7 separate regions of the Mus musculus genome follow, and regions 1, 2, 3, 5, 6 and 7 are each linked to region 4. The links are chromatin loops, found by intact Hi-C in ENCODE. Cell type or tissue: left cerebral cortex. All regions are shown on one strand. Each heading gives the region's core, and the rest is flanking DNA. Links, peaks and the distances in the headings are about the cores only. Region 1 has its middle 330 kb from the start of Nrxn1. Region 2 overlaps Nrxn1 (neurexin I). Region 3 has its middle 320 kb from the start of Nrxn1. Region 4 holds the start of Nrxn1 (neurexin I). Region 5 overlaps Nrxn1 (neurexin I). Region 6 overlaps Nrxn1 (neurexin I). Region 7 has its middle 91 kb from the start of Gm24244.

Region 1 (4,552 bases), core at 275-4,274, 330 kb after region 4:
TGTTTCTCCAGTCTTCTCAAGCAGAAAACCATGTTTCATTCCAAATTTCTATAAAAGCTTTTTTGTAGAGGTCTATTTTCCCAAGAACAACCAAAAATAAATCCTTGTCTTTTATAGTATATAGGTAATGATTTTATAATAAGCAAACCGATGCAGAGCTAAGCGCTCCTTTTCATAATATTCAGTCCTTCTTTTGCTCAGATCTTTTCACAGTTTCCAGTGTTTCAAAGTGTCCCTCCCAAGACTGTCAATAAACCAAGTTATCTTTTGTCCTCAGATCAAATGTTTGTTTTGCATATATATGTGTTTAACAGCATATCTTCAGACTTTGTTTTTGCATGCATATAGTACATGTGCTTGTGCAAAATCATGAGTATGCAAATGCAGATATATACGGGGATGGTCAAAGGACCATAACAAGTGTTGGTCCTTCCTTTCCTCTGTGTTTGAAATGAGTCTTCACTGCTGCCTATGCCAGGCTAGCTGGTCTGTGAGCTCCCAGGAGTGTTCCTGAATGTCTTTCATCTTCTTGTAGGAGTCCTGCAACTTCAGAAGGTCATGATGCACGTCTGACTTTTCATGGATTCTGGGTATTTAAACTCAGGTTGTCAGATTTGTGCAACAAACTACCTTACCCATGATGTCTTTTTCTATTCTACTATATATTTTGTACACATATGTAATATATATACATACATATATATTAATCATATATGTAATATCAATGTAAATTTTGTGTATATATATGTATAATATATATATATATGTAAAATTAAGTAACAGACTTATTTACCTTACCAATATTTTTAGTAAGTGCAGTACACTAAACAGCATTTCTTAAACATCTACTGTTTATCAGTTGTGGTGTTGTTGGGTGTCCCCCATGGGATATAAAGTCTCCTTGGCTCACAAGGAAGTCAAGTTAAAAGGAATTTGAAATAGTCAGTCGTATTTTGTCCACACTCAAGAGCAGAAAGCAGGGAAAATGATGCAAATGCTTGAACTGAGCTCACTTCAATACAGTTCAGAATTCTTTGCCATAGGGAGCAGCTCTTCCTATTTCTATTGACATAATCAAGGTAAAGCCCAGGACATGTCCCTTTGTCAGCCAGACCTACACACTTGCCTCATTGAGTCTTTCCCCTGTTGACGCTAGATTGTGATAACTTCACAGTTAAATCTAACCAAACAGCTATCAATAGTCTCAGTCTTTTGCTGGTTCAGTGCAGACAACCTTGACTGCTGTGAATGCATGTTTACAATGCCTCTGCCATTCTTAGAGGACATAATCTCACAACCTGTCTCCCTGCCTTCTGACTCTTAATTTTCTTCTGACTCTTACATTCCTTCGGTCCTCATCTTTTTACTGTTTGATAATTCGATACACACATATCATGTGTTGTGATCAGATCCACCCCAATTCCCTATCCCCCAGTTCCTTCCTATTGGGGTGTAAGTATTAGGGGAGGTAGGATGGATGTTAACTCATGAAGACCCATGCTTAGTGAGGAGATATTGGGAGGATAAGGACTGCTAGAAGGTCTAGGGTCAATTTTCTTTGGAGATGTTTTTTGAAAGGCTTCTTGGACTGCAGTAGGTTTTCTTACACCTGTGCACATAGTGAGTGGGCTTAAAAAGAAAGCATGTAAAGCTAGGAAGGAAATTTTTAGGGGGAACCATCTTTAGTTGGTAACATCCATAAGTCATTTATAGTAATCATCTCTAAGGAAGACAGTTTACCTTCCTATATGAGGTAAAAAACCAAAACCACAACATAGCCTCAAAGCCAAACAAACAAATAACCACCATCACCACCACCAACAAAATCCCCAGACTTTGAAAACAGGAAAAACTAGAGCTCCTATTAACATAATATGGATTTAATGGTAAACCTCACAATTCTTCTGCCTACGCTCCAACCCCTGTCTTCTATTTTAAAGCTTCCCTTTACCCAGAGAGTATCACCAGCTCTGAAGATTGCCACCTTCTCAATGCTTTCTCATATGGTATGAAATGTCTTCCATGTGCATGCATTTGGCAAGCAGAAAACTGCCTCTGTGAGTGCCAACTACAATTCCACAGGATATTTGTAGAGTTGATAAATGGCAAAATATAACTTTTAGCACATCTAAAAGGAAATCCAATATCATAGTCTACTGACATTCTAGCAAAAATAGAGAAGTATATTTTTAGAATATAAATGTGCCTTTGCAATATGGTGTTAACAAAACTTTTTGAATTAGATTGAAAAATGACCCACTGAAATTTAAAAATTTCCCAAGGAAGTCATTCTACAAAGAAAAAGGTTAAACTCAGTAGATATTTGTTGTCCAGCAATCATAAATCACCAGTGGAAATTCAAGTACTGGATTGCTTAAAAGGGATACCTTTAAACTTGGAACTATTTTTCATAGCTACAAGAATTATATTGTATCTTTTACTAAGCATGGAAGTGGTCTAATTTTAGTCAATACTCTGTCCATAAGCTGGCTTTCTCTTCTGTAATATTCAGTTATCTGCTTGAGGATGACAACAAGGAACAACTGTAAACTGGAACTATGTTAGGACCAGATGTGACAAAAGCAGTGGGCCTTTTTGTGTCACAGAATGCTGAGAAGTGGTAAGGGGTGACTGGGTGACCATCAGTGTAGGCCACCAGTTTAATCCTCAATCTGAATAATGCAACAGAGTCTAAAAAAACATCCAAATGTCCTATAAAACCTACCGATGCACTCCATACAGAAGGGAGAAAAATTAATTATTAAATTTGTCTATGATCCTAAAGATCTCCCACCTAAACAATAAATATTTCAAGTTGCATGTTGACCTTTCTTACAGTGTCCACAGGGGCTTTCATTCTTTCTTTTTTCTTTTTTCTTTTCTTTTCTCCCCTCTCTCTTTTTCTCTTTTTTTTTTCTTTTTTTCTTTTTTAACAAAATGCTACAGAGAATGGGAGTGTGGTCAATTAAGTACAAAGGGTGTTTGCATCAACCTTTTCATGTGTGGAATTTAATGACATTTTAAGGCTAAAGTAAAAGTCAAACATTGATTTTTTTCTTTCCAGCGTCTATTCCTAATGCAGCTAATGAATAGACATTCCAATAAAAAATCTTTTAATCTTTTAAACCTTCCAGTATCAAATGCCTTATTTTTTATTTTATTTTTATTGGCATTTTCTCTCCTTTACTGACACAGTTTAAAAATGGAAAGAAATAGTGAATCAAGGCAGCCTGGGAACTTTAAGTCTAAAAAATAAATCCAACAATATGTCCCAAAATAAAATTTTGAACCTAATCATAGTTACACCTTCCTATGTAGCTTCGGAAAGCTTGAGTTCAGAATACAGACACTCAGCACTGAGCATTTTCTAGGTGAGCTAAAAAGGCTTAGCTCTGTCTTTTAAATTCATGGGAAAATAAAGATGAAAGATTCTGTTACCTATCTTGATATGTCCTTTAAAACAGAGGGATTGATATAATAAACAAAAATTGCAAAAAAATTACACAGAAATTGTAATATTTGAAAATTGGGGCTCTGACACTACTGCAAGAAAACATGATAAAGAGTAACTTGGGGAACTGTTATAGCTTCATATTCCAAGTAACTTGTAGAAAAAATGACCTCCAAAGTCATTTGAAATTCTATATCCAATGATCCTGCTCTGGGACACTACATTAGAAGTCCTGACCTGTCCTGATGTGGAACTGGACACAAAATTCTTACATGTAATACCTGTACCCTTTTTATTTTTAATAAATTATGTTTATTTTGCTTTTGTCTTAATACAAAATACATTGCTAGAAAAGTTTCACACTGAGCACAGAGAATCATGTGACCCTAATTTGTTCAATTCCATGATATTTGAGTAAGAGAGATTGTGGCCTTTCACAGAAGAATTACACAGAATAAATGCAAGCTCTCTTTTCTGCTACCACCTGACATGATGGCTAAAACCAGAATTGTTTTCTAAATGTAAAGTCAAACTCACTTTGCCATGAACTGTAAGTAAAATATTTCATTATTTTGTATCTTCAGTTTTTGTTGATTTGTTTTGTTTTATTTTGTTTTTCTCATTGGGAATAGGCAACCTCCACTACCAGTGCTAAGATTACATATGTCTGGCTTTTATTTAAATGTCAGAAAGACAAAAACAGTAGTGAATATTTAGGCATGCAACCACTCAGATCATTAACAGTAAAGTGCAGCATCCTCAAGGATCTACTATTAGAAAAAGAAATTAAGACATTTGGCTTAATATGCTCAGCCATAAACAGCAGACAGATACTGGTTAATGAAGAGGGCTAGCGGTGGGAATCAGAGTCCATTTAACCAACAGTATAAATAAAAGCACTGGCAAGAGACTTTTTGCACCAATGCACTGTGGAGTTCCATGATGCTGATTGAGTATGAAGGGATATCACAAACAGTTGGCCAATTATGTCAACCATAAACGTGAGCATCCAGAACAACCAGCAATATTTTGACCAAAACCACATGTAAAGTTGTGTGTGCTCATATATCACATATAAAATCACTGGAAGTTGGCATTCTA
Region 2 (4,552 bases), core at 323-4,322, 91 kb before region 4:
CAAGTGCTGCTGCAACTGTAACTTATCAATCCATCCCCAGGCATTTTCTTCTTCTCTAGCCCTCTAGCCTGTTCTTTCATGGAACAGTGTATGCTGAATTAGAAGAAATTTTGTTTTTTCTTTTCAACTTCAGCAAGTGTGTGTATGCTGTTATGCAAACAAATGCTATCTGGGTTTTGACCAGCAACAGGAAGGAACTGAGTTTTGGCATTCTGCAGTGTACAGGGGTGGCAGTTGACTTTCAGTTTAATGGGAAGTAAAAAGTGATCAAGCTGGCTTTACCTGTAAGCCTTGTCAAGTGAGGACAAATCTCTCACGTGTAAAAACCCTGGATTCTTAGTTTTGCAGATCTAATTGTACTAGTGCATGGGCAGGTCTTGCAGTAACCAACTCTACTGTTATTACTCTGTAATTTATGAAAACCTTGCTTTTGTACTCCCTAGCTGTATAAAAGTTAGAAATTGAAACCTTTAAAAAATTTCCATTTCATTTCTTTAAAGCAAGCTTCTCTCAAGCAAATGGGTATCAAATATTTCATGCTAGAAATGATATCTATGTGCTGTCAGAAAGGGAACCAGCAGAATACTGTCTGGTGTCTCTTTAAGTTACGACTGCAGTGTAGCTATTGACATTTTGGTTCTTTTGCTCCTAGCTTGTAAGAATGCATGGACAGAAAAAGAGCCTTGACAATAGCACAAAGAAGCTGCTTCCCTGTGGTATCAAGACCTGAGCTGCCTTCAGTGTGGTTTTGAGATCGAAGTTGGGCCCACAAGGAACAAATAGAAGATGAACATCTGGCATCTCAGTCTTTATTTGGTGTCTGTCTCCTTTCCTTTGTGCCAGGTCACATTCCTACTTGAGTCTGCCTATTTAATACAGGTCATCCTTCTTCAAGGCTGAAATTGCACAGATAAGCCACTGTTTTAAACTAGTCACCTGGGATTCCAAGAGGAGCCAGATATCTAGGGATATCTAGGACAGACACCTCATCCCTCTCCCTATCCTGAGCCCACACCCCTTCTCTTCCTTCCAACAGATCCATGCATGGAAATTCTCCATGAAGGTGGCACTACTAAAATAGTTACAGTGTAGGAACTAGAGTCTCTCCCCACAGGTGATGGTAATGGCTGTCAGTTTATGGAAACATCTTGAAGGACAGGCTGAGACAATCATGGACCTTAATAGGACCATGCCATTGATAAAGATCACTTAACTGTGCATATCACTTGCATTCTAGTGAACTTAAAATTCAAGGTGGCTTTGCTAAAGTGGACCTGAGAACACAAGAAGCTCTCATAGCTTTCTCTTTCCTTTGTTTTCTCCATTACTGGCCTATAATTAGCATGCTGATGAAGGTGCTGAAACCGAAGCTATTTAGACTGCTTTAGCCCCTTTTTGGCCTAAAAAATCTGTTACAGTTTCTGCCTTTAATACTAAGTCTATACATCTAGAAAAAGAAAAATAAATAAGAAAATGAATGTATTTGTTTCAGTATGCCCCCCCGCCAACCTCCTCAAAAAATAAAATACTGAATCTTGCAGAGCAAACAGAGTTTGGAATAAAATGTCACAAATAACACTTTCTGGCATATTCTATCAATTTGTTGAATACTGTGAACATCCTCATCTAGATGTGCAGCAGTGGTCAGTTTGTGTGCCGCTGCAGACCTGAATGTTTGGCCAACAAAGCTACCAGGAACCACCCAGGCATATGCTCTTCTGCACTTAGGTTTCCTCCTTTTCTTTCATTTGCCTGTGATTGGCTCCCTTCATTGTCCTTAACTCTCTTTCTCTTCCATGCAAACTGGCACTAGTAAGGTAACTTGTCACACAGATGTGATACTGGGGCTGGTGATAACAAGCAACAGGAACAAAACGACACTTCTACTCCCTGGGCCATGCAATGAATCTGGAACATCCATCCTCTCATTTTCTAGCTCCTCACACTGCTTCTTCAGACTTTACCCTTATTGCAGGGACCGAATTCCAGGATGAAAGGGTCTGGTTCCCATGGTGGCACAGGATGGAGCTTGCTTTTATTTCCTTTAGTGTTGGCAGTGAAAGCCTTTAGAAAACCTCAATAGTCTGAGGATGCTTCAAGGACTAAGAAATGGAGGGAATCATGGAGACTATGGATTTATGTAGCGCTCAGCCAGAGGAAGAGAAACACTGGCCAGAGCAAGAGGAGCTTCAAACAGAAAATGAGGCTTAAACATCCAGTACGGATACTCACAAGAGGAAGGAAACAGCTCTGGGCAAGAATTGGGCAAATTACAAAGCATTTTTTTAAAAAACAGATGGCCTCGGCTCCTGTTCCAAAATCACACAAATAAGCACTTAGCCAAGGTTTTCTCAACAGCCTGTTCTGAGTCCTGATCCTGGGCCATGAGTGCAGCCAACTCCTTCACTGCTCAGGAGAGAAAGGAAAGCTACAGATCAAGTACAGCTGGAGAGAGATGAGCCCAGCTTTGCTAACACTTTTTAGAAATTAAAGAGACCTGGGTATGCAATTCAAAATGTTCTATCTCAGAGTTGAGGCTCATACAGACTAGTGAGAGGGTGAGGACAAGGGCAGCAGAAAGCACAGGGGAGCGCTTAGTCTGTTGTGGTACTGATGCTGTTGAAACAGTTGTGGGAACTTCTCAATGATTGCTCAAACTACTATAAAACATATTCAGCAATTCCTACATTATAAGCTCATTGCTTTACATTAGAGGCCATTGCAAGTGTTTTCTGGTTTGTTTTCTTTAGTTTTGAATAAAAAGTGACTTCCACCTTGGTATTTGCACATTCATGTCAGGAGTTGAACTTAGAAATGAGACATTGCATGAAATGGTTATGACACTGTCTGCTATGCATCTGGCCAAGCCATTCAACCACACTGAGATTAATTATTGAGTAATAAGTGTCTTACATATGAGATTGACAGGTAACACTGAGTAGTGTTTCTCAAGAGTTTCCCTGCCTGAGCTGTGCCACCATGATCAAAATGGTCCAAAGAAAGCTATACCAGATGAGCAAGGTCTACCCTTCTGAGAGTCTGAAATAAGAATATTTAACAAGCCTAAAGAAAAGCTCTGGGACCAGAGTGGGAGATAATTTTGAATGTGTCTGCTCATGGTTCTAGGTACACCTGGGATGCCAGCACTCAGTGTAGCTTTCTCTACAATCAGATCAATAGCAGTCTTCTGGCCTGTGTGTCTGTAATACAGAATGCCGTACAGTCTACCTTGATTTTCGCAGTGTTGACATATTTCTATGTCACCAAATTCCAGGAAGGAGGCTGACCCTTTTCTAAAGAAAACATTGACCATCTCTGAGATGGTCAGGGTTTTGTTGTTGTTCATAAATCACTACCACAGAAATCTTATAATACTTGTGACTATTTGTCTAGATTTGGGTTCTTAGAACAGTCTAAACACTTATGTTGAATTTTTCTAAGAAAAAGAAAAAAATTTTTGGAATGAAATTCAGAGAAGTTTGCATAAAACATGACTAAACCATATTATAGAAAGAAATCTAAATTTAGTGCTTAACAAATTAAATTTGCATATATTGCATAAAATAAAGCTGTTTATATAATATCACTGACTTACCAATTAGGTATTTTATATGTACAGAAAACTAGAATTTATTTTGAAGTAAGAACTGTTTCAAGTTGTTATTTTAAATTCATTAACAGTTATGCATATTTATTAAATATTTAAAAAAGAAAATACACTGAATAATAAAAGGGCTTTCTAAACTCCTTAGAAGTTTTCATTGTTCATGTTGCTTTGTGTGCAAAATTCAAGGTATTTGCAAGAACTGGTATTTATGGTTAATGTAAAAATTTTGTAGAAAACCCTAAAACACATCTAAATTTATTTTCTTCTTGTTAAGGTAATTAGATCAGATTTAAAACTTCCCAGAAGCTCTCAGTTCAGACTAAAATATTGCTAATAAAACAACAAATAGCTAATGATATTTTAGTGTAGATTATTGAACCAGGAAGAAAACAGGTGTGAAGAGCTCCTCCTTGCTCTACAAGTGAAAATCATTTAGACGATGACAGCAAGGTGTTTAAACATATCCAGTCACCCTTTTCAGGTAAACATCAATGCAATACCAACAGACTCAAAGAGACAGAGGTAATATTTGTAAATTGGCAGTTTTCCAGAAACTGTTGCTCCTATATCCTAAACATAATAATTGAAATCAAGGTAAACTAAAACTTTATTCTTTATATCAACCATTCCAATGAAAGTGGAAAACAATGAGAAACACTGTACATTTTTTAAAACTCTGAGTAAATTAATGTTAAGAAATTCTTAAGGGATGTGGTCCCTATAGTCTGCGAAAAGGAGGATAAAACTAAGGAACTAACAGCAGAATACTCGTCACCATTTTTCATGTGCTACTACTAACAGCTTTAACCATCATGTAGTGAGGTCTCTAAACCTGAGTGACTTACCCAAGTCATGCAGAGAGCTCAAGGAACAGGGAGACTCTATGGAAACCGAACTGTACTTGTCAAGTTGAAAGTAGCAGGAACATTGCGGTTAAAACTCTCT
Region 3 (4,552 bases), core at 276-4,275, 320 kb after region 4:
GGAAAGAGGCAGTCAGTTCAGATATGGGAGGAGATAGGGAAGAAATACAGAGGGTCAGGAATTTGAAAGGTAATATAGCAGTAGGGGAGTGGTAACTGGGGGTAGCCACTAGAAAGTTCCAGATGCTAGGGACCTAAGAGGTTCCCAGGACCCAACAGGGAAGACATTAGCTGAAATACTCAACAAAGAACCTGGAAAGACCATATCCAGTGGATAGTCATGGCAACTAGTTGATGGATAGGGCCACCCAGTCACCTCAAAAATATTAATTCAGAATTCCTCCTGTCAAAAGGAAATGCAGGGACAAAGAATGGAGCAGAAACTGAAGGAAAGGCCATCCAGAGACTGCCCCACCTAGGGATCTATCCCATCTGCTGACACCAAACCCAGACACTATTGCTGATACCAAGAAGTGCTTACTGACACAAGCCCGGTATAGCTGTCCCCTATGGGGCAGAGGCAGGCGGATTTCTGAGTTCGAGGTCAGCCTGGTCTACAAAGTGAGTTCCAAGACAGCCAGGGCTATACAGAGAAACCCTGTCTCAAAAAAACAAAACAAAACAAAAACAAACAAACAAACAAACAAAAAAGAGACTCTACTAGAGCCGGACCAACACAGATGTACACAGCCAAATATTGGACTGAGCACAGGATCCCAATGGACACGTTGGGGCAAGGATTGTAAGAGCTGAAGGGGTGTGCAACCTCATAGGAAGAACAATATCAATGAACCAGACCTCCAAAGCTCCTATGGACTAAACCAGCAACCAAAGAGTACTCTGGGGGTACCCATGGCTCCAGCTGGATATGTAGCAGAGAATTTCCTTACATGGCATCACTGGGAGCCGTGCCCCTTGATCCTGTGGAGGCTTGATGATGCAGGATAGGAGAACACTAGGGCACTGAGGCAGGAGTGGGTGAATAGGTGGGGATAGTAGGTTTGGAGAGAGGAAACTGGGAAGAGGGATAACATTTGAAATGTAAATAAAGAACATAACCAATAAAAAATGAAAAAAAGACAGTCATCATGAATTTTTCACACAAATGGATGGAACTAGAAAATATTCTGAGTGAGTTAACTCAGACCTAAAAGGACATGTATGGTAGGTAGTCACTTATAAATAGATATTAGCCATAAAATACAGGATAAACAAGCTATAATCAACAGACCTAAAGAAGGCAAATATTAAAGAGGGCACAAGAGAGGATATTTGGGTCTTTCTTATAAGGGGAAACAAAAGAGATATTGGAAATCAATGGAAGAAGGGAACTGGGTGGAAGAGTAAATGTGGAGGGAAACAGACAGGGCTGGGGATCATATGTAGAGAAAGCAGGGGAGAGAGAAGGGGTATTAGCTGGGAAAGGGCAACCTCTAAAATATGCCAGAGACCTAGGGTGGGAAGAGGCCAGAGGGTCTAAAGGGGAACTCTAGCTGAGATTCCTAGCAGTGGAGAATATGGATTCTGAAATGGTCACTTCTTGTAGGCAGACAGGATTCTCAGTGGAAGGATAAGGACAGAAACCCACCTACAAATATTTTGATACAAAACATTTCCTTTCTACAAGATGTACATGGACAAACACAGAGCAAAGACTGAGAGAATGGCTAATTGATTACTTTCCCAACTTGCAACCTATCCCATGGGCAAAACCCAGCCCCTGATACTATTAATAATACCCTATTGTGTTTTCAGAGAGGAAATTAACATAACTGTCCTCTGAGAGGTGCTCTCCAGCAGCCAATGGAAATTGATGCAGAGACTCAAATTAGATGGAGGTCGGGGAGTCTTATGGAAGAGTTGGAAGAAAGATTGAGGATATTGAAGACAACGTGGACTCCACAGAAGACCAACAGAATCAATTAGCCCTCACCAGGGTGCTCCCAGTTACTGAATCACAAACCAAAGAGTAAGCATGGGCTAGACCTAGGCCGGGTGCACATATGTCATAGATGAACAGCTTGGTCTTCATGTGTGTCCCCAAAGAATTGGAGCAGAGGTTGTCCATGAGCCTGCTTGCTGCCTGCCTGCTTGTGGATTTCAGACCCCTAAATGAACAGCCTTGTCTGACCTCAGTGAGATTTGCTTGGGTCGGGGGTAGAAGATTGACATGAAGGGGGGGGGGGCTTCCCCTTATTAAAAGAGAAGGGGAAAGGGAAATAGAGAAAGAACTTAAGTGACAGACTACTTACTGAGAGGAGAGGAAGGGCGACAGACTACTTACTGAGAGGAGAGGAAGGGCTGATGTTGGTTTGTAAAGGAAATAAATTAATTATTAAAAAGATTAGGTATTACAGTGCCAAATAATTAATGGATCTCTGAATTTATTAAAATTATTTTTTTCAAAGGAATAAATTATTGTGGATAGCCCTGGTTTTGTTTGTATTTTGATGCTAATTCTGCTTCCCTAAGAGGGGTTGCCTGTGATGAGGAGTGAATCATGTAGTTCATGTGACCCTTCTAATGAATAAAGATCTCAAGAAAACCAATCACTTGGTGAGTAGGTGGGACTTCGGGGTCAGACAGAGATACTGCAAAAGCAGAAGAAGGAGAGTGGGCTTTTGGACCGGAAGGGCGATGGAGCAAAATTATAGGTAGTGGAAACTCAGGTTCGGGTAGCATGTTCGAAGGAATCCACCACCAGAGGATTTAACTTAGAATGGCTGACTATTAGGATGTTAGTTCCTGTGCCCAGTAACTGTGTTGCCATTTGATTCTAAATTAAAATTGTTTGGTGTTTTCCTTCGTGTAGCAACTTGACCGAGTTCCAGATGGCCAGGTACCTCAGCCAGTCACTGGAATTTGGAAGTGTGGGGCTGGCATGGCAGTGACCTGCCATGGGCACTTAGCAATCTGGGTAGAGAGATTTAGGCACTCTGAGTCAGAGAGTATTCTATGAGATGAGAACAAGACTAGCCAGTGCCTTGCCAGAGATAGTGTTGGTTGCATTTTTAAAAAATATTTCCCTCTACAATAAGTAATTTTATTTAAAATTTATGCTTAACTTTGAACATCAAAGCAAGTGATTAAATATTTTCCTGCCATTGAAAATGGATTTTTTTCCCATATAATATATCCTAATTACAGTTTCTTCTCCCTATACTTCTCCCTTCTCCCTCCCTACCTCCCCCCTCCCATTCAGATCCATTCAGATTCTTTTCTAGCTCTCATTAGAAAACAAACAGGCGTCTATGGGAATAAATAATATTGTTAATATAATATATATCATTATAATATGACAGTACAAAAATGAACGTATCAGAACTGGACAAATCAAACAGAAGGGCAATAACTCATTGTAAATTTTATACATATATGTGTGTACATGTGAGTGTGTCCATGCTGGTGTGCATGCACATATGTGTATACATGTGTGAAAAACAATGTTAATGTCCAGTGTTTTCCTCAATTTCTCTCTAACTTACTTTCTGAGGCCAAGTCTTTAACTGAAATTAAAGTTCCCTGATTTGGCCAGGCTGGCTACACATCACCTTTAGGGATTACCTTGTCTTCACCACCCCATCACTTGGCTACAACACACATCACCCATCCCACTCAACTTCTTACTTAGGTACTGGGTTTCTACATCTGAAATTGCCTCCACGTGCTTGCATGGCAAGTACTTCATCTATTGAGTTACATTTCCAGCTTCTCAAATTATAAACATCTGATACTATATTTTTCTCACTTAAAGACATCTCCACGTTGGTGAGAGGCTTGTTACAAGGAATAAACTAGGTCTGAATACTACTATGTCCTGCAGATCCTCTTGGGCCCTTGTCTGCCTGGAACGGGTCTCTGGTGCAGGTGGGCAAGGAGTCGGCGGGAACTGACAGATAGACTCGACACAAGGGAGTGTGTGGATCTGAATGTAATTTGTCAAATCGAGCATCAAACTTTTTATACAGAAGAAAATAGGGAAGTTGGGTGACACACCGGCAAGGTACAAAGAGGTTACTGGATTCTTACACAAAAGAAAGGAATACAAACATGGAAGAACTGGCAGGAATCAACTGGGGTAAAACTCGATGTTAACAACTGGGATCAAAAGCAGCTCCACCTAAGGTCCACTTAATCTTAGAAGCCAGGGACAAGGGCTTCGTGCCCTTGCCATAGTTCCTACTCTAGTCTATTGTATAGTCCATCTTTCCCCTAGGCCATTGTAAATACTTGTGTATGTGTTTAACTCAGATAAGTTCTAAGTATCTACTCTGGTTCCTCTTTAGGTCACAAACTTCCTTCTTCCTAGATAATGGTAAATTTCTGTGTAGGGCAGTGACTTAGCTATCCATTCCCAAGGTCGGATCAAGGACTGCCTAGAATCTAACTTAGCTATATGTCAAAATATCAATCCTTAGAGCACTTGCAATAAAGCAATATTAAGGGAAAGCACACAGATCCGTTTACCAACTAAAGCAAGGACATTGGAGTATTCTTTATACAGGATGCCATGGTTCCAGGAGACTAAGTTACCGTGAACTTTTCGCGCCTCAGGACAGCGCCCAGGTGGGGCCTGTTGCCCTTGTCACTACTGGAGTGGGTGTAGCACTATG
Region 4 (4,552 bases), core at 160-4,159:
AGGAAGTCGCAGAAGCCCTCGTCGTCGAAGTAGAGCACGAGGCCGCGGGCACTGCGCGTCTTCAGCTGGAAGCTCATCTCGCTCTCGCAGCACGCGTTCCACTTGGGGAAGCGCGTCCACTGGCCCTCGGCGCCCGGGAACTCCAGCCCGCTGCCCAGCTCTGCCCAGCAGCCCAGCAGCAGCAGCGACAGGCAGAGGAGACAGCAGCCCCCGCGCTGGACCAGCGCCGTCCCCATGCTCGGGGCTGGGGTGCGGCGGGGGGGAGCCGGGGGCGACAGGGTCGAAGCGGTCCTGGACACCTTCACAGAGAAATGGGGGTCCGCAGAGGAGTGGGAGGGAGGGGGGAGGCGGCAGTGGGAGGGGCGCACCCTCCTTCAGCTCTTTTTTCCTTCTTCTTCTCTTCCAGCAGCCCCTTCCTCTCTCCCAGTAGTCTCCTTCCAACTGGAAAGCGGAGACCCCAGTCCTATGGGATAGCTGCAGAACTTCCAGGCCAAAGGGGGGATACACTTTGGAGGCAACGTTCTGAAAAAGAGGGCCACCGAGGCTCAAGAGCGATCACTGATCCATTTGCATCCGATGATGTTTAAGTGAGGGCATCTGTGGCACCAACAGGTACTTCAACTATCCCAGGACCAAAACCTTCAAAGTACCACCGGCGCGGTGCCAGCAGTAGGAGAGCAGAATCGGAAGAAACACACTTTTCTCGGAGAGGAACACGAAGTCAACACTGAGCCAGGATCTTTGGCTGCTTGGCAGGCCTCGAGGCCCCTCCAGATGTTGGCTCCAAGCACAGAAGGAGAAAGGACAGAGTGAGACACCAGAATAGCTTCAGAGGCCTACTTCTGTCATATCATGGGCTTCCAGCACCACTAAAGCCAAGGCCAAATTTCCTGTGCATGCCCTCCCAGGCTGATTCGCTTTATGTTTAGGAGCCCTGTAGGTAGGTCTCAAACCCTGCTGTGAAGTAGCCAGAAGCTGTTAGATGGTGAAATCAATCCCTCAAACTCTTCTTTTTTCTGTCTCTGCAAGGCCACCCTAAGACTCCAGCATGTCAGTTGGTTGTATGTTGGTGATGCATTTTGATTTTATTTTGACGTTTATAAGAACTCAGAAATCTGTAGAAAATTGAAATAAGAATTAGGGCCTGTAGTTATTTATAGTATTATACAAATCATTACTCAGCTAGGAAAGCAGGTAAATAAACAGTGGTTTTATCAAACCAAGGAATTAATTTAGGTGGATAGTGGTGCTTGCGTGCGTGCATGCGTGCGTGCAAGCATGTGTGTGTGTGTGTGTGTGTGTGTGTGTGTGTGTGTGTACAGTAAAGCTTCATGTTTCCAAGTATTGTCACACTTTTAGAATAAGCAATTACAACCTTAAGTTTACCATATCTGTTCATTAGTGACCAGATTTTTAAAAACATTTTGATTATGGTATTCTTCCCAATTGCCCAAGAAATACTTAATTTCTAAAATGTATGAGGAGAGAAATGGAAAACCTTTGTAAAGGTTTTCTACTTGCACTGTATGTTAGTTACATGTACAGATAATCCAACTTATTTAAACCTCCTTTAATAACAAATTTTACAACAGGTAAAATACATCAAACTTTCAGCAGGAAAATACTATTGTATATCTGTATAGCAATTCCTACATTTTTACTTGTCTCCCAGACAACAAGAATATAGTGGCTTCTTTAAATTTTCAAGAAAATATATTCCTCATTTTTAATCAAATATACAATGTTGTTATATAAAAAAACCATCTAAATGACAATTTTTGCAGTATTTATTTATGTCCTTACTACCATAATATGAGTCCATTCAGAAATGAGTATCGAATCTTCTGCCTAACAGTATGGTGATCAGATTCCTCCTCAAGTCCTTATCTGGGTGTCAGCCATTAGAATTTGTGTGGTCACAACAGTTGGCATGTATGTCACCTCAGCTGTTATGGCTGCAGGATGCTAGAATTTAAAGCCATACCTTTGAATCACTCACTCTGCCATTAAATCACTTCCTTTTATTCAACTCTAATCTAAGGTACAGAAATATAAATCTTCAAGGAGGGGCTTGAATTTTTAAAACTAAATAACTCAATTAAAATAAAAAATATATATTATTCAACCATTCCAAGCAAACACGTCACCCTACCATGTCTCAGTATCTCCTACACCACACACACACACACACACACACACACACACACACACACACACTCCAAATTTATTGCTTGGACACAGCTCACTAGCCAATTAACACTTTTTTTCCACTACAAGCTGAAACTAGCAGTAATTTATGGCACTGCATTGTGGCAGCTCCTCTCTGGTGGGAACTGAAATCATTTCTCTTCAGTTCAGAGCAACCCCTACAGGTGTCAGCTGAGAGCCATCAAGCTAGAGGATCCTACTTCAAGTTCCTCCCCAGATGAAATTGATGACTGGTTCTTCTTTAAACACTTGCCCACCACAAAAATAACACACACAACACAGACACAACACATACATACACACACACCTCACAGACACAGCACATATACCTCACAGCCCTATACACTGCTCCTTATCAAATGGTATTAAAAAAAATCTCAGTTGACTATTTATTATGACTGATACATTCTCACCATCAGCCATTACAAGTTATATCTTGCCCACTCCTGTGCCAAACCCACAAAAGGTGCTTTTAAAAAATGATCAATAATCACGTATTATTCAGTATACTTTCGTGTTTAAGGAGGATGAGAAATATGATAAATGTTCAGTATTTAACAAAATAAGTCTGGTCTATCAGAAGAATAGTGCTTTGAGGCCATTCTCAGCTTGTGAATCTGAAAATGTGTGTCTCGGTCTCTGTCTCTGTGTGTCTTCTATCTCTCCCTCTTTCTCTCCCCCTCTCTACATGTGTGTGTGACTGTGTGTGTGTGTGTGTGTGTGTGTGTGTGTGTGTGTGTGTGTGTGTGTGTATGTGTAGAGAGGGGGAAGGGATAAAGACAGGCTACCTAGATGACTATTGGAGATTATTATTGTATTAATTTTACATATATCACATTACCTTTTTGCCTACTCTCTTGTGCCCTCCTCCTCTAATGCACATCTTTACCATTTTGTAAAGGATAGAGGTAAGGTGGAGAAAACTAATAAGAATATATATATATATATATATATATATATATATATATATATATTCTTATCACAAGGGAGGTCAACTGGTTCTCCCAGTTCCTAGAGGAAGCTCATTGTGTGAGAGACAGTATCTATATCTATATGGAGAAAATGGATTCTCCCTAGGTGCCCAGAAAGACCTGGTAAGTTCGCAAATTAGAAGATGAAATAAAGGGATCTGAAAAACAACCATACTGCAGCCAAAACAAGAAGCGCTCTAATTCAAAAGCTGCCTGGCAGCCTCATTAATCTTTTCTACTGTTTCTAGAACAAAATTCATTCCCAAGTCACTGGACAGATCAATACTGTATGCTGATTAGCTGCAGTTGCCTTTATTTTACCATGTCTTCAGTCACACACACACACACACACACACACACACACACACCTTACTAAGAAACCTTTCAATATATATCTCCATAAAGACTCTGAAATCTATGTTTTTTTTTAATATACAAGTTTTATCTTTTTGGCTGTGGCTTTTGCAAAGTATCTCAATACCAATGCACACCCAAAATTCTCCCTGGCTTTCCCGCCCAGTCTCTAAGCACCATCTCTAACACCAGTGCAGTTTCTTGAAGCCTGAAGTCTACTGCACAAATTAAGGGTGGGCACAGTCAGGTCTGCTCATGAAGGAAGAGAAAGGAAGAGATGTAGATATATTTTATTGTTTTGTTTTCTAACTGCCTTTCCCTTTTCTTTCTTTGGATGATAAATCACTGCATTCAGCCTTTAAGTTACTACCTAGTTCCACCATCTCATCTTGCCATTTGAAAGGCTACATGCAAAACAACCAAAATCTCCACTCCTCCACCCTCCCACCACCCATCCTTCCCTCTGTAATTGTGGCAGATCCTGGCCCAGTTACAACAGGGAAAGATATCCTTCTCCAGCTTGCCTCGCCCCATCTCCCCTCCCCCTCCCCCGCGCCCAAATTGAGCTCCTTTACCTGCCTGGTTATTCCCCTTAGCTCGAGCCAGAACCTGAAGCATGCATCGGTAAAAGCGAATTTCCTGAGGTCTAAGGATAAGGCGACTGCTGCTGCCTTTTTCCGAGGCGTCAGGCTTGAGCGTCTATCTCCAAGAGTGAGGAAGGGAAGAACATGGAACAGAGAGGAGCAGCAGGGGGAGCAGGAGGAGGAGAGGGAAAAAGGGAAGGAAGAGGCGGTGGTGAAGCCCGAGAAGGCTGGGTTACGTGACGCCGGGTGCTGTCCTTCTGAAAGAGAAGGGCGGAGCTGAGCTCTCCGCAGTACCATGGAGAGCGGCCGGCCCGTGCTCTGGCTGGGGAAAGGGTGGCCTCAGCTGGCAGCTGCAGCCCCTTCCAAGTTCAGATGCTGAGAACAAGGTGTCTCTACCTTGGCATCTTCCCCTTGCAGGGGGAATCTTAGGGCGGA
Region 5 (4,552 bases), core at 213-4,212, 460 kb before region 4:
CATCAAAAGAGAGTCCTTCCGTAGGATAATTCCAAGACATTTCTTCCCAGCAGGGAAGGAAAAAGTTTCAACTTTGTCGTCTCTATATCCTTCTCCCTTGTCATTAGATTTGATAAATTTGCTTTCTGCAGTATTCCTGGTTTCAGCCTAAAGTGTACACCTGTGCTGAGTTTTGCTGAAAGGCAGTCACATATTGTGATCAACGATGAAAATCAGACAGGGAGCCAAATTATATTGCTCTGAAATCTGTCCCTCCATCTGTTAGAATGTTAACAAACAAGTATGAAGTGGACCTCTGGTGGCACCAGTGCTCTTATTTCACATTATCTCTGAGAATAATTTTTATGTGATCTAACCTTCAAAACTCATTACATTAAAAAACACATAAAGAAAATGCAATAGTTAATATCTATGCAAGACACCATTTCTGCAATAGCCTTTCTTAGATCATCAATATGTATAGAAAAATACTATCTTCCTCTGTAAGTCACAGAGATTTTTGTGATGTATTTTTCTTTGCTTTCATAATGTGGAATTAAGCATAACTGCAGTATCATTCTATGATGTGGCATATATAGACTGAACCACATTCTAACAATTTATTTTTAACGTTAAAACAGAAACTTTATATGTGTGATTTTATTTCACGAATTGACAGTGAACTTTCATGATTAACAACCTAGTTTGGTGTGATTGTATCTGGAGAGGATACAGAGTTGAACATTTCCTCTGGAATTTGAAACTCAAAGGTCCAGGGACGATCTTGTTTTTGCTGAACTAGGGCACAGCGGAGACCTGGACAGAAGGCACATTATTCTGTGGTGTTGAGCCTGGCAACCATCTTATAACACTCTTGCTCTCAGGATATGCAGAGTCATGTGGATAAAACATCAGTCTAGAAGAGAAATATCTTCTTGCAATATGCTGTTTTAGTTCAGAACAAAAATAATATGATACCACTATTTTATTCTCAAGTAATGACTAACTTAGAGACAAAGAGATCTGCAGGAATGTCTAGCTAACCATAAATCAAAACTGTATGTTAAATCCTAGTGATGATGCTTGCTATTACACTTTTATTTGAGATCTGTATATGATTTCCATCTCTACATCTAATTACTGCAGGATATAAATATTCCCTTTCTTCTCTTCTGACTCAGAAAGCTCTAACATTTTTATTTTCATTTTGCCAGAAGTAGTAGCAGGATATTGCCACAGGGTGGTACACCATGCATATTTAACTGGCTGCTTTTGCAATTCATTTGGCAGTAGAGTTACACACTTTCTCTAGCTGCACTTAACCAAGAGGCACCGGATAACTGGCATGTTTTTGAGTGATTAAAATTGAAACCAAATTTTAATTCACAGACGTCTGCTAATCTCACATTGTGCCTAACTGTATTTTACTGTGTGAGCTATGTCATTTGTTCCTCTCTCTTGGCAGTTTTCCAAAACAAAATAAACAAACTAATTAGTAAAGAGAAGGCAAAGAGGAATTTATAAAGAGTATACTCATACAAGCTAAAGGATGACAAATCAGCTAGGCTCAAATGTTAATTCCCAGTTATTTCAGTAGTCCTATAAGGGGAATGACTACGTTTACATGTTGTGAAGCAATCTATTGACCTCTCTAGTTTAATTTCTGACATAATAATGATGGTATTTTGGTACATGGATTAATGTATAATTATGCTATTTTGTTAGTATTAGTGTTGGCAATCATGCTGACAAGCTAATGTATTTAAGATTAACAACAACAACAACAACAAAAAACAACCAAAATCACTGAATCACTGTTTATAAATGCCTACCTTGTCCTTTTAAACTTTTAGGTTAAATTAGAACTATTTTTAAGGTTGAAGAAAACCAAGTAACTGTGCATGGCTTTAGGAGAAGTGCATGGTAATGGTTAGGTTGAGTCCCTCAAGGACAGATGCTATTTGTACCATGAGAGGTTGATGGAGCAACTCATCGATATTTTTTTCCATATTGATTTTTAGTTTTATTATAGAAAATAAGTGACAATGAGTGTAGTCACTAAACCATTGATTTAAAGTCATGGGTTGATTGATGGCTATGCTTGCTAGCCTTTGTTTTTCTGTGAGCAGGGGTCTTTACAGACTGGCTGTTTACATAATCCTCATTCTGTTTTCAACACTCATCCCTCTCCTGGCAAAAAGAGAGGACGAGAAAATCAGGTACCTTTATATTTTTCTGAGGGGTTTGACTATACATAGTCTGCAGAGAAAAAAATTAGATATGTAGGTACAACCGTGAGCAGTTGAAAACCAGACAGAAGAAGCATCCACTGTGAGTCAGACATCTCATCACACTTTCAGAGCAGTGGACACACTTAACCAAGCCATTTGAAAATTATTAAAGGTGCTTCACTTATGGCCGGTCTTGGGATGTGGACTACAGGTTACTTCGCGAGAAGCTGCTATGTTTCTGTTAGTAAATGTTTCTTGCAGGGGACTAGTTGCTAGAATTTGGAAAGCCTACCTCTCTCACAGGACCTGCCGAGATAGCCTGTTCCGGAGCAATCGCAGACGTATCTGTTCCAGCCATCTCTGCACATGCCATTGTTTTTGCAAGGATTGCTAAGGCACGGTTTTGCTGTCTCTTTTGAGCAGGATGGCTTCACTCCAGCAGTGCTCTGAATTTCCGCCATCTGCCGGATGTCTTTGCTCTGGCCATCAATAAATAGGTCCCGGATGCAGCCCACGTAGCCGTAGTTGAGCAGAGCAGTCCACACCTCGGTAGGGAAGACTAGGCCAGCCTTATTTTCTGGCAAGCCACCCAGGTACAACTCATCATCTAGGTCCAGGATCTCACTCTCACCGGGAGCTGTGTAGGGAGTGCGTAGTGTGTTGACAGAAATGGTACCTGTTACAAAGACAAGAGAATATGAAGTTGTTTAGGCATGCAATGAGCTCTGGTTCTCTCCTTTCCCTCTCTTCAGTAGAGTGTCTTAAGACACATTTCTATTTTTATACTTTTTTATTATTTTAAATTAAAATATAATTACATAATTTCCCCTTTGTTTTCCCTCCCTCAAAACCCAACCATATACTTCTCCTTGCCCTGTTTCAAAATCATGGCTTTTTAAAATATTTAATTATTTCTACATACAGATATGTATAGTCATTTCTTTTTTTATTTCAATGTTTAATACTTCCAAGTAAAATGAAGTCATCTATGGGATTATATATCTTTAGAAATAAACAAATTACAATTAATGTGGTCCTATTTGATTCCATAAAAACCACAGTATATACACAACTAATAGTAGTGTCATCTTTAAACAATAAAAAAGTGGACATTTTCTACAATGAAATATATATATATATAAAATATGTGTGCGTGAGTATTTGTATGAATTTGTGAGCCAAGGAAAGATTCTTTGACTGATTGATTACTCTGCTTGATTGAAATATTTCCAAAGTCCAAATGAAACTTTTTATAGTGCATAACTATACGAATTCATTTCTATGCTTTGGGCTTCCTTATAGCTATGCATATATAATAGAAGTCTCTCCTGTGTGTTTAAGAAAACACATCAGACTCTGGATTTTATCAAACAACAACAGGAATGTTCAGCCTTACACTTGGTGAAAGATTCAAGAAAAATCACTTGCTTCCTTTTAAACCAAACCACTTATCAAAATCAATAGTTTCCTTTTCCTCACAAGCTGAAAAAAAAGTCTTTTGATTTATAATTATCCATGATTCCAAGGCTCAAGTGTTAAATGAACAGATATTCATTCATATGGAAATAATTGAGAATTATAGAAAAATATGGAATCATTAAAAATGACTGAAAGCACATTTCTTTAAAAATTTAAACATGTCAGACCATAAAAATTCCTACTAGTAACTTATCATTCAGAAAATATATTTTTCTCTATGATGCAAATTATATTCACAAAACACCGCAAGAAGAACTCATTACTCCTACATTTGTAGTTTCGGTTTAAATCATAATGCGAGGAGGGGTGGGGGGAGACAGAGAGACAGAGGCAGAGACAGAGAGAGACAAAGACAGGAGGGTAAGAAAATAGTTAATAGCGGTGCATTTCTTTGGAGCCCTCAAAGCTCAGGGAGGAAATGCAAGTACAGCCATGTAGTACATTTGCTTGCAAAGAAACCCAAAGACCAGGGCCTTTCCCTAGTGAAAACATACATTTACCTAAGAATAGGAGGCTGTAGGTCCCCACTCTCCGCCCAGGAATATGTTAAATCCTGGCAGCAGAAACCATCTTGAACTAAGCTTCATAAAGGGATTGTCTTTCTGAGGGAGAAGGGCATGGAAGCCACTAAAAGAAACTGCCCAGTTATCCAAGTCATTATGGGGACATTTGTCTCTTTAGACTTTCACAGAAAGCAATGGAAAAACTCCCAGGGGAGAAACATAGACATTGCTATTTTGGTCTTGCCAGGAAAGGTGAATGGTGGGGAATTTTGATAGAGGCTGTTTAAAAAGAGAAAAAGACAAAGAACTAATTTATATTCTTCTCAATTGTGGCAATGTTTAGAAGAAAATTCTCAGAAG
Region 6 (4,552 bases), core at 258-4,257, 280 kb before region 4:
TTATTCAGTGGTGGCAATGAATTGAACATCAACTTTCTCGGAATTACGATGTGGAGAGAGTGCAGGTGGATGAAAATGGATGTATCTACAAGCTTCTGAGATCATCTACATATGATTTTAAGCCTGTTTTGCCCGTTAATAGAGGCTAAACAGAATGGAGTTCACAGACCCACTGATTGCACGTTTGGAATTTTCACCCACTCTTGGGCTTTACTTCCAGTTATACCCATTTTTTTTCACATCTCTTGCAAATATTTCTAATACCAGAGAAGAGCTGACACAGTTTAAAAAGTACTATTTGTAAAGTATGAGTTGTGCTTTGTGTATGTGTATGTTTGTGTGTGCACCGTTTTTGTATGCATGTATGTTTGTATATGGGTGTGTTTGTATGCATGTGGAATCCAGAGGTCTATGTCAGGTGTTGTTCTCACTCTCCTCCCTGTATTTTCTGAGAGGGCCTCTTATATAAACTGTAGTTAACCAACTTGGTCAATCTGGCCAGAAAGCCATGTGTCTCTGCCCTACTAGTGTTATGACTGCAGGACTCCACTGCCACACCCAGCTTTTTACATGGATGCCAGAGGTCCAGATGGAGATCCTCAGGCATAAGCACTTTACAGATGGATCCATCTTCCCAGCTCTAAGACCTGTCTTTATAGTCAGAAGAGTCACATGGTAATGTGTATTAGAGAAAGTAGTAATTAGTACTGTCAAGAGTTAGCTTCTCTTACATTAATAAAAATACAGAATAATAGCATCAAGAATATATATTTGTAAAAATAGATATTTTCGTTCAAGTGTTTTTTTTTTCTTTTCTTTTCTTTTTTCTTTTTTTTGGCATAGTCAGCAAGAAGATTGGGCCATGAGCATTGTCACTCAGAGCTGCTCATTTATAACTTGTACTGTAAGTGTGTTCTCATGGCTACCTGAGGAGGCACTTTTGCTTCTAGTTTTAAAAGCAATAATAATCGTAGTAAAACAATATCTTAAAAGCAGCAGTTGTTCTTTGTTGAAGATATTAAAGTCTGATTATTGCATATAACTTCACAATCGTTCCTGTTGGTCTTCATGGAAGTGTTTTCCTCCATTCCATAAGGGACAAAATAAAGGTCTTGAGGCATAAATGATATTTGTAAAACAAAATTTAAACTTGGAGATATTAAGCTTTTAAATTAACTGTCAGTATTGGATTTTTGTTATGAGTATTTGTAGTTTTAGAATGTGACTATAATTCTATGAGTGTAAAGTTGTTCTTTCCTAGGTACACAAGAACATGTGTAAAACAAAACACTGAGGGAGTGGTCTGTAATATGGGGGTAAGGTCTTTGCTACCAATCTTACAACAATAAAACAATAATAGATCATGAAATCACAGAGAAGGAAAGACCCTCATCACTGCCCTAGCCACAGTGTGGGGCAGAGTATTCTGCCCTCTCAATAGAAAACCCCTGTAGGTGGAGATCCCCCATCTGTGTGTGCTTTGGGAAATAGCTTCAGAATTGAACAGGCACAGAGATATTGAAGCTTCATCACCCACAACCTTAGGCAAGGTTACAACCTTAGGCAAGATAATGTTTCACTCCCTCTGTGACTCCTCCAGAAAACAGAGTTGATAGGGTCCTGACAGGAAATAGCTGTGGTTAAGATTAAAGGGAGGCGATGCCAGTAAGGGCTAGCATAGTAGGTGGTCCACATTAGGTGCTCAGTAAATTATGGATATTTTTATACTCACAGCCAACTGGCCAAGATTCAAAGCAATTGCCTTAACTTTTTCTCCATAGGTGCCACTCCTAATAAGCGGCTTTTATCCCTTTCCCATTCTTTCTTCTCATGTCTCGGTTGACTGCAGTACTAAAATCTGACCTTCCTCATTAGGTCTGACTTGTCGCATCACTGCTTCTTAAGTTCAACGGAGAGTTAATAGTTGGTCAAGGGAAATGCATTGATTAAGATTATCTAAGGGTTCCAGGTTACCTCGGCAATATAGCATGTGCTTAGCATGCATGTAGTATGGAGGTAAAAGAAGAGGGAGAGGAAGAGGCAGATGGGAAGAAAAGGAGGAAACAAGGGAGGGAAGGAGCAGAGCAAAGACAGACAGACAGACACAGACAGAGACATCGTGGATATGTGAGACTATCGAGGAAACACAATCTCTTACTCTCTTATTACCAATGTTCCACACTTCATCCAGCCAACTCCCTGCTCAGATAAAGGAAACTACTAAAGTGACCTGAAGCCAAGGCAGTCTCATTGAAACTTATTTACTGAAAGGTGGTTTTGTGGTATCTAAATTAGTGGTGTCTGCATCAACGTTGCTGTATAAAATTTAATACGCAGGTCCCTTGATTATTGTACAATACAATCTGCCTCAGGGACTCACTGAGTGTTACATTCTCATGGTGTGAGGAACTTGAGACCAAGCTTCCTATAATATCAATGAACAATGAGGTCTTAGTTTTAAGCAACCAGTTTAGAAAAGCACTTTTAAATTAAACAGTGCTCCCAGTAGCTGGGCTTGGAAGTTTTTGTGGTATCCTTCTCTCCACTAGAGGGCAGGGCCGAGTTATCTCCATCAGAGTTTACCAGTCAGCTCTCAATGAGGAGACATTTCAAGGGCAGAATCCTACTTTGCTCCACTCAGAATGTCTGGAAATGAGACAGAGTATGCCAAGAGCTGATCGATATCTTATTGTGGAAGATAGATGAAGAAATGTGAGGGAAGCAAAATTTAAAAAAAATTTTTTTTTTTTTTTAAAGCAACAGAAATGGTACCGGAGTGAAGGTGTGGGGGTGGGGGTGGGGGTGGAATGGCTCAGTTTGTAAACTGCTTGCTATACAAGCCTAGTCTCTGAGTTCCATTCCTGGGATGTATAGGAAGGAAAGAGTGACTGTACTAAGTGTCTTCTGACCTCCAGGTGGATGTAATGGTCCCCTCCACTATTATATGCATATACATATTGTCTGCGACACATACACACAATAACATACACATAGAAAATTAAAAAAAAAAAACATGTAACTTCCAAAAAATCCACTTATCTGCCACAGACACGCCCTGTGTTGTGGACTCTTCAGCTTTCTTGCTGAGGAGCAAAGCAGGCATGCTCCAGGAAGCGGGCTCACCTGTAAAATGAACCTAACCAAATGCTACTGCCATGTAACCCCTGCCACAGGACGAATCATGGGTAGTGAGGCAAGACAGAGCCTGCCATTTGATCCTGCACTTTCATTACACATTCACATGTGATTATTCATTAAGTAGCATGGGATTAGAAAAATAACACCTAGGCCGTGGGCCTCTAACTTCTATTTTGCATTTTAAAAAATTATTTTTATTCTTTGAGAACTTCATAAAGGTAATTTGTGGGGGTTTTTTGGTAGTTTTTTTCTTTTGTTTTATTTTCTAATTTCATATCTATTTGTTTGTATGTTTGTTTTTTGACACACAGTCTCATTAAGCAGTGAGACTGGCACTAAATTAACAATATTTCTTCCTCTTCTTGCTCTCTCTCTCTCTCTCTCTCTCTCTCTCTCTGTGTGTGTGTGTGTGTGTGTGTGTGTGTGTGTGTGCGTGCCATGTGTGTGCACGCACACCTCTGAGTCTGTATAGTGAATACACATCTGTGGAGACCAGAGGTTGATATATCTGGTGTCCATCTCATCACTCTCCAACTCAAATACTGAGATAAGGTTGCTAACTAGAACATATAGCTCACTGACTGACCAAGCCATTCTAGCTGTGTGGACGGATTCTCCCTTCCGAGCACTGGGATTAGCGAGGCCAGCGCACCCGTGTGGTATTTACGAGGGTTCTAGGCATTAGAAGTCTGGTCGTCACCAAGATCTCTCTTCAGCTCCTAGCCTTGTGTTTTTGCAAAAACTTTCCTGGTATAACAGTTAGGATGAAAATGAGAGTATTAGGTGAATGAGAGGCCAACAGGCAGCAGCATGGTTTCACATCTGATGTAAGGTTCTAAACAGATCCTCAGGTCTACAAATTCCTTTGTAGATGCTAATTATAGTATAGTTTAAGTGTTGAATGAATCCCAAAGGCTAAGAAATTGACCCTAGTGTGGTGCTACTGGGAGGTGATGGGTGTCTTACCAGGAGGCAACTCACGGGAGGTCTGTGGATCACTGTGGGGCTTTCTTGAAGCAGAAAATATGGTCTCAGGACCATATGACTCCTGCTTCCTGGTCATAAGATAACAAGATGACAAGGGTTTTGGTTTGTTTGTTGGTTTGTTTTTAATAAAAGTTCCTGACTTGATTTACTGCCTTACTGGGCCAAAAGCAGTGGGTTAATTGGTCACAAGCCAGAGCTTCTAAAACTCTGAGCCAAAATAAACTTGCTCTCTTTGTGCATTAGCTATTTACAGGTGTTTTGATATGGTGGCAGAAAGGCAACTAACTTGGACAAGATTTAAAACAATGACTTCATGAAATTCACAGGCCAGAGGATGGAACTAGAAAATATCATCCTGAGTGAGCTATCCCACTCACAAAAGAACACACATGGTGTGTACTCACTGACAAGTGAATATTAGCCCAAA
Region 7 (4,552 bases), core at 243-4,242, 810 kb after region 4:
TCGCAAAAAATATACGGTCAAGTAATTCTTATATGAAAAAAAAATTGCATTTTAACAGACAAAAAAATCTAGTAAGCCAACCTATAAATTAGAGAAATGTAAATCTTTAAATGAGATATAAATTTTGGTGAGTCATGTTTGCCCGAGTGAGTAAACCTTCAATACTGTAAATGTCATAACAAATATTTTAGAAAGTTACTTTACCAGTGCTTATTGCACTTTAAAATAACCTAATTTATAAATAAATAATTATATAAAGCATGATCTAAAGTTATATTATTAAAAAAACTAGACACATCGTATTGTATATATATGAGAAACAATTGTCAAATAAAATAAAAGTGAATCAAGTTACATCAATTTGGAAAGCAATTTAATAAACTCTATTAAATTTAGGAAAATGCATCCTTTATGGCAAATAAATCCATCTTGTAGTCCACTAGTCTCACTGTTTTAAATCTCAAACATTAGAAACCATTTAAGTACACCATGCCATAATCACATGCAAAATTAACATGTACTTAACAGTTTGTACTTACATTATTTTATTTTATTTTGTTTGTTTGTTTTTGTTTCTTTTTTATATTTTTATTAGGTATTTTCCTCATTTACATTTCCCAAAGGTCCCCCATACCCTCCCCCCCACTTCCCTACCCACCTATTCCCATTTTTTTGGCCCTGGCTTTCCCCTGTACTGGGGCATATAAAATTTGCAAGCCCAATGGTCCTCTCTTTCCAGTGATGGCCGACTAGGCCATCTTTTGATACATATGCAGCAAGAGTCAAGAGCTCCGGGGTACTGGTTAGTTCATAATGTTGTTCCACCTATAGGTTTGCAGATCCCTTTAGCTCCTTGGGTACTTTCTCTAGCTCCTCCATTGGGGGCCCTGTGATCCATCCAATAGCTGACTGTGAGCATCCACTTCTGTGTTTGCTAGGCCCCAGCACAGTCTCACAAGAGACAGCTATAGATTTATTGTTGAAAACTGAGAAAGAGAAAAGGTAAAAAGTTGAGGCTGGCCATGGCCACGTGGAGTGAATCTTGTGCTTACATTCTTGGGAATCCAATGATGCCACACACAGGAAGCTATTAATGGATATTATTTCTTCCAACAAAAGTAAATTTAAAGAAGAAAAATTCTGGGTACATTTATATAACTTTATTCTCTGAATCCTTCCTTAATCAAATATTAACATTTTACTATTAAATAACTCAATCAAAAATGTCAATAATAATATATCAGAAAATACTGAAAAGTTACAAGGTAGAAAATCACCACCATTTATATACATAATACCATGCAATTCAATCAAATCATTTAAAACTACATTTTAATGTTATATCACTTTCTCATTAATGAGTTATATAGTTTTATGCAAATTGTATGCTTTTCATGTATACATTTTTGTGGTTATTAATACACACACATACTAAATTATACACATAACATGCTAAGTATATTTAGTGTTATTTGTATGTGTATATGTTTGACCATTTCAGATGATATCCTATCAGGGAGTCAAAAATTTTCCCTATCTAAGTAGCCATTAGTTGTCTTTTTCTCTTATTCTAAAAGTAGGATATCATGGGAATGCCTCCATCTGCATTGGCATGTTAACAGGTAGTTGTGTTGGTTTTCATAGCATTCAAAATATATAATCCTTACATAGAATAATTTCATTATGTTTTATGCCAGTAGTTATCTGTTCATCAAGATAAGGTTTGCTCCAATTTTCTGTCATTATCTACATATTTTAATAACTTCTTTTTAAATTTAAATTTAATATTGTTTTAAAAAATCAAGTATACTATTCATTCCTCTTCCAAGTACCCCATCGTCACCACTCTATCACAACTTCACATCTTTTTGTCTTATTTTCCCTACTGCATCCACTCAGAGCTGCCCGTATGTGAATGAATGTAGGGCCACCTACTGGAAAATGGGTGGCCATATCCTTAAAAAAGGAAAAAAAAGAATTCCCCATAAGCATGCATTATCAATATCTCCTCAGCGAGTGGTGACACTTTTTGACCACCTTCTCAGTTTGTACTGGAAATATTTTATTATCTTCATCACCCAGAGGTCTCATACAGATTGTTACAACTACTGTGAGTTCATATGTATCCTGTTGTCTTAAAAAGGCATTGGAATTGTCTATTGCCTTTGGCTCTTACAATCGTTCCTATTCCTTGTCCACAATAATCCTTGAGCCTTAAGTGGGAGAGTACCATGTAGATAACACATTTAGACTGAACACTGTGCTGACACTTATTCTCTGTATGTGACCAGATTTTGGCTTCTCTTTCACTACTGTCTACGGCTGAAAGAACCTTCTCTGATATGTATTGAGAGATTTACTTAGCTATAGGTAAAACAATTAGTAGTTAGACGTCTGTTCAATATTATCTTTATTTAGCAGAATAGTAAATAGTAGGAGGTTCTCCTATGGCTTATGACCTGTTCTCATACAGGCCCTTGAACTTACAAAGGTGCCATGCATGCCTTCTATTTTGTGGCGCTAACCATATTAGTTGCAGTAATGTTAGAAAAGTGTATACCCATTTTTAAGTCAGAGTTTAATTATAGACATATTAAGTTCAAGTTGTATAGCAAGACTCAGGTTGACCAAGTTACAATCAACCTTAATCAGAAAGTAAATTACTTTTTTTTTTTTTTACCCAAAATAGTATTGATTGTCATGGATCAAGATAGGGTGTATCTAAAGCATACTTCAAACATGTTAGCAGCATTTAATAGGCACTCAATCACATGATGAAAGCCTGGGTCCCTCACATCAGGAAGACATAGCTTTTGTCCCTCAACACCTCTTCTGACTTTCAAGTTGTTTAAAATGAAAGTTTTTCACTCAGAACAAAAGTGGGAAAACTTTAAAGCAACAGAAAATATCAGAATACAACCTGAAGTATTTTTGAATTTCACAAATTGCTCAGAAAACTGATGTTTCCATAAAAGTTTGCTGCTGTTGCTGCTGTTGAAATCTGAACCCCAAACACAGAACGCAGTTTTATCTACACTGTTCCCACACTGTTCTTGCCATTTGGGTAAGGGTATTTAAATTGCAATTCACTTCAGTGCCGTTCATCAAGATTTCATGGTCTTTGAATATATTTTGCATAAAGTTGCATCCATCATTCAAATACAAATTTAAGAAAGGAGTATTTTCCTCATACAAATGTGCATTGTTCATCTGTTTCGCCTTTAAAGGACTCAGCCCACTGGGATCACAAAGCAGTTCTGTTGGATATGTGGAGAAGTTTCTGAAAGTGTTAGTGTTGTTTCCTGAAGCAATAATAAACATTTAAGTTTTGAAAATAGTTGAAGTTTTAGGTTAAAAATAAAGTCATAATAATGTGTTGCTGGTGATAGTGTGTATAATGATACATAATGATAATCATGAGGGCAGTAATAATGACAGATCATGATGTGATGGAGAGTCAAAACTGGAAGGTGATGGTGTTGATGGAACAGGGAGATATTTTACAGCATTGTAAGAAACACAGGTGCTGCTCACTCCAGTCTCCTTCCTGGGCTTGTGTAGATGAATCAAAGAGAGTGACGGGTGCTGCCTCTTTCCTGCTGCTCCTGAAAAAAAATACTTTCCTCTCTTTCAGAATAAAAACGGTCTTAAGCTACATCAATATAACCCTTCTGTCAAACTTGGGCGACTTAAAATTCTAGAGAAGCCACTGCTACTGTGGCTCAAGGTCATTATCATCTGTTGCCCTTCAGGTGCACTCTTGTACTTCTTGGAAAATCTTCGAATGCTCTTTAGAGCCTGGTGATTTGCTCCCTGGTAAATGTATTTTTCCCACTTTACATATATTATCCTTTTTGTCTATTTTCTGATGCATTTTTAAATCCAACAGTATTTTTGTTATAAAACCAACAAATGTAATTCTCTTGTTCACTCCATTTTGAATAACTCTATTGAGACAGTTTGTTTCCCTTCATATTCCTTTTAATGATTGTTACTTCTTTTACTTTTTTTTCTTCCCTTTTTTTATTGTTTGGTTGCTTGTTTGTTTGTGGTTAACCTCAGTGAAAATGGAGGCAGGCCCTATGTTTTCATTTTACCTTCATTTAACGTATGTACAGATGAAATTTTCCAGCCATGCAATGTTCACATAAAGACGTCAATGACCCAGCCTCTTGTCTCATTGTTGCAAAAGGCCAAATAGATATGGCCGTGGTACAGATCACTAATGTACCTAAAATAGCAAGGTTAAGCTAATGACTGGGAAAGGGATACTATTCATAGAAATATATTGCAGTCCTCAAAACAAGAGTGTGCATTCATTGTGTAGAAAATTACATATATTTACACACACAAAACAAAACAAAAAAAACCTATGTAGCGACACAAATAAATTATTTAAATTTACTGAGCAGAAAAAAAAAGGCCATAATATTAGCCAATAAATTATCTAGAAGGTAATAGAACCTGTAACAGACAAAGTCTGAGACTTAAGGAATTGGCCTGCTGGTTCAAACTCATTTCAAATGGTCAGTAGAATTCTCCATTATTTAGT

Evidence for each region. Peaks named below come from ENCODE experiments on the same cell type or tissue, not always from the same donor. Only the 100,000 strongest peaks of a DNase experiment are listed, where the experiment ranks them.
Region 1: a loop joins it to region 4, with 2.0 times the contacts of the local background. A loop is called at or near these places in 2 of 42 quality-filtered maps.
Region 2: it touches region 4 in a loop (2.9-fold over the local background); 4 of 42 quality-filtered maps call a loop at or near these places.
Region 3: it touches region 4 in a loop (2.9-fold over the local background); 2 of 42 quality-filtered maps call a loop at or near these places.
Region 5: it touches region 4 in a loop (3-fold over the local background); 6 of 42 quality-filtered maps call a loop at or near these places.
Region 6: a loop joins it to region 4, with 4 times the contacts of the local background. A loop is called at or near these places in 5 of 42 quality-filtered maps.
Region 7: a loop joins it to region 4, with 2.8 times the contacts of the local background. A loop is called at or near these places in 2 of 42 quality-filtered maps.

The regions. Positions count from the first base shown.
Region 1 is chr17:91,423,302-91,427,853 of GRCm38, forward strand. No RefSeq gene overlaps it. Among named protein-coding and RNA genes, the nearest start is that of Nrxn1, 330 kb to the left of the region's middle. In left cerebral cortex, for the core only: no CTCF peak of the experiment used is centred there; a DNase peak (open chromatin) is centred at 2,025.
Region 2 is chr17:90,997,701-91,002,252 of GRCm38, forward strand. All of the region lies in intron 2 of Nrxn1 (neurexin I), which reads right to left. Among named protein-coding and RNA genes, the nearest start is that of 9330159H11Rik, 45 kb to the right of the region's middle. In left cerebral cortex, for the core only: no CTCF peak of the experiment used is centred there; DNase peaks (open chromatin) are centred at 2,037 and 2,258; H3K27ac peaks cover 3,412 bases.
Region 3 is chr17:91,412,437-91,416,988 of GRCm38, forward strand. No RefSeq gene overlaps it. Among named protein-coding and RNA genes, the nearest start is that of Nrxn1, 320 kb to the left of the region's middle. In left cerebral cortex, for the core only: no CTCF peak of the experiment used is centred there; no DNase peak of the experiment used is centred there.
Region 4 is chr17:91,088,491-91,093,042 of GRCm38, forward strand. It overlaps Nrxn1 (neurexin I), which reads right to left and starts at 4,312. Exons shown (of 23, transcript NM_020252.3): 1 at 4,109-4,312; 2 at 1-1,115. The coding sequence starts at 236. In left cerebral cortex, for the core only: a CTCF peak has its summit at 2,361; DNase peaks (open chromatin) are centred at 756, 2,352, 3,396, 3,733 and 1 more place; H3K4me3 peaks cover 3,001 bases; H3K27ac peaks cover 2,313 bases.
Region 5 is chr17:90,627,383-90,631,934 of GRCm38, forward strand. Nrxn1 (neurexin I) reads right to left here. Exons shown (of 23, transcript NM_020252.3): 10 at 2,503-2,886. Among named protein-coding and RNA genes, the nearest start is that of Gm32337, 170 kb to the left of the region's middle. In left cerebral cortex, for the core only: CTCF peaks have their summits at 1,216 and 2,701 (motif pointing left); DNase peaks (open chromatin) are centred at 825, 1,234 and 2,699; H3K27ac peaks cover 2,945 bases.
Region 6 is chr17:90,806,819-90,811,370 of GRCm38, forward strand. All of the region lies in intron 5 of Nrxn1 (neurexin I), which reads right to left. Among named protein-coding and RNA genes, the nearest start is that of 4930480K15Rik, 52 kb to the right of the region's middle. In left cerebral cortex, for the core only: a CTCF peak has its summit at 2,537 (motif pointing right); a DNase peak (open chromatin) is centred at 2,560; H3K27ac peaks cover 339 bases.
Region 7 is chr17:91,901,368-91,905,919 of GRCm38, forward strand. No RefSeq gene overlaps it. Among named protein-coding and RNA genes, the nearest start is that of Gm24244, 91 kb to the left of the region's middle. In left cerebral cortex, for the core only: a CTCF peak has its summit at 1,932 (motif pointing left); a DNase peak (open chromatin) is centred at 1,909.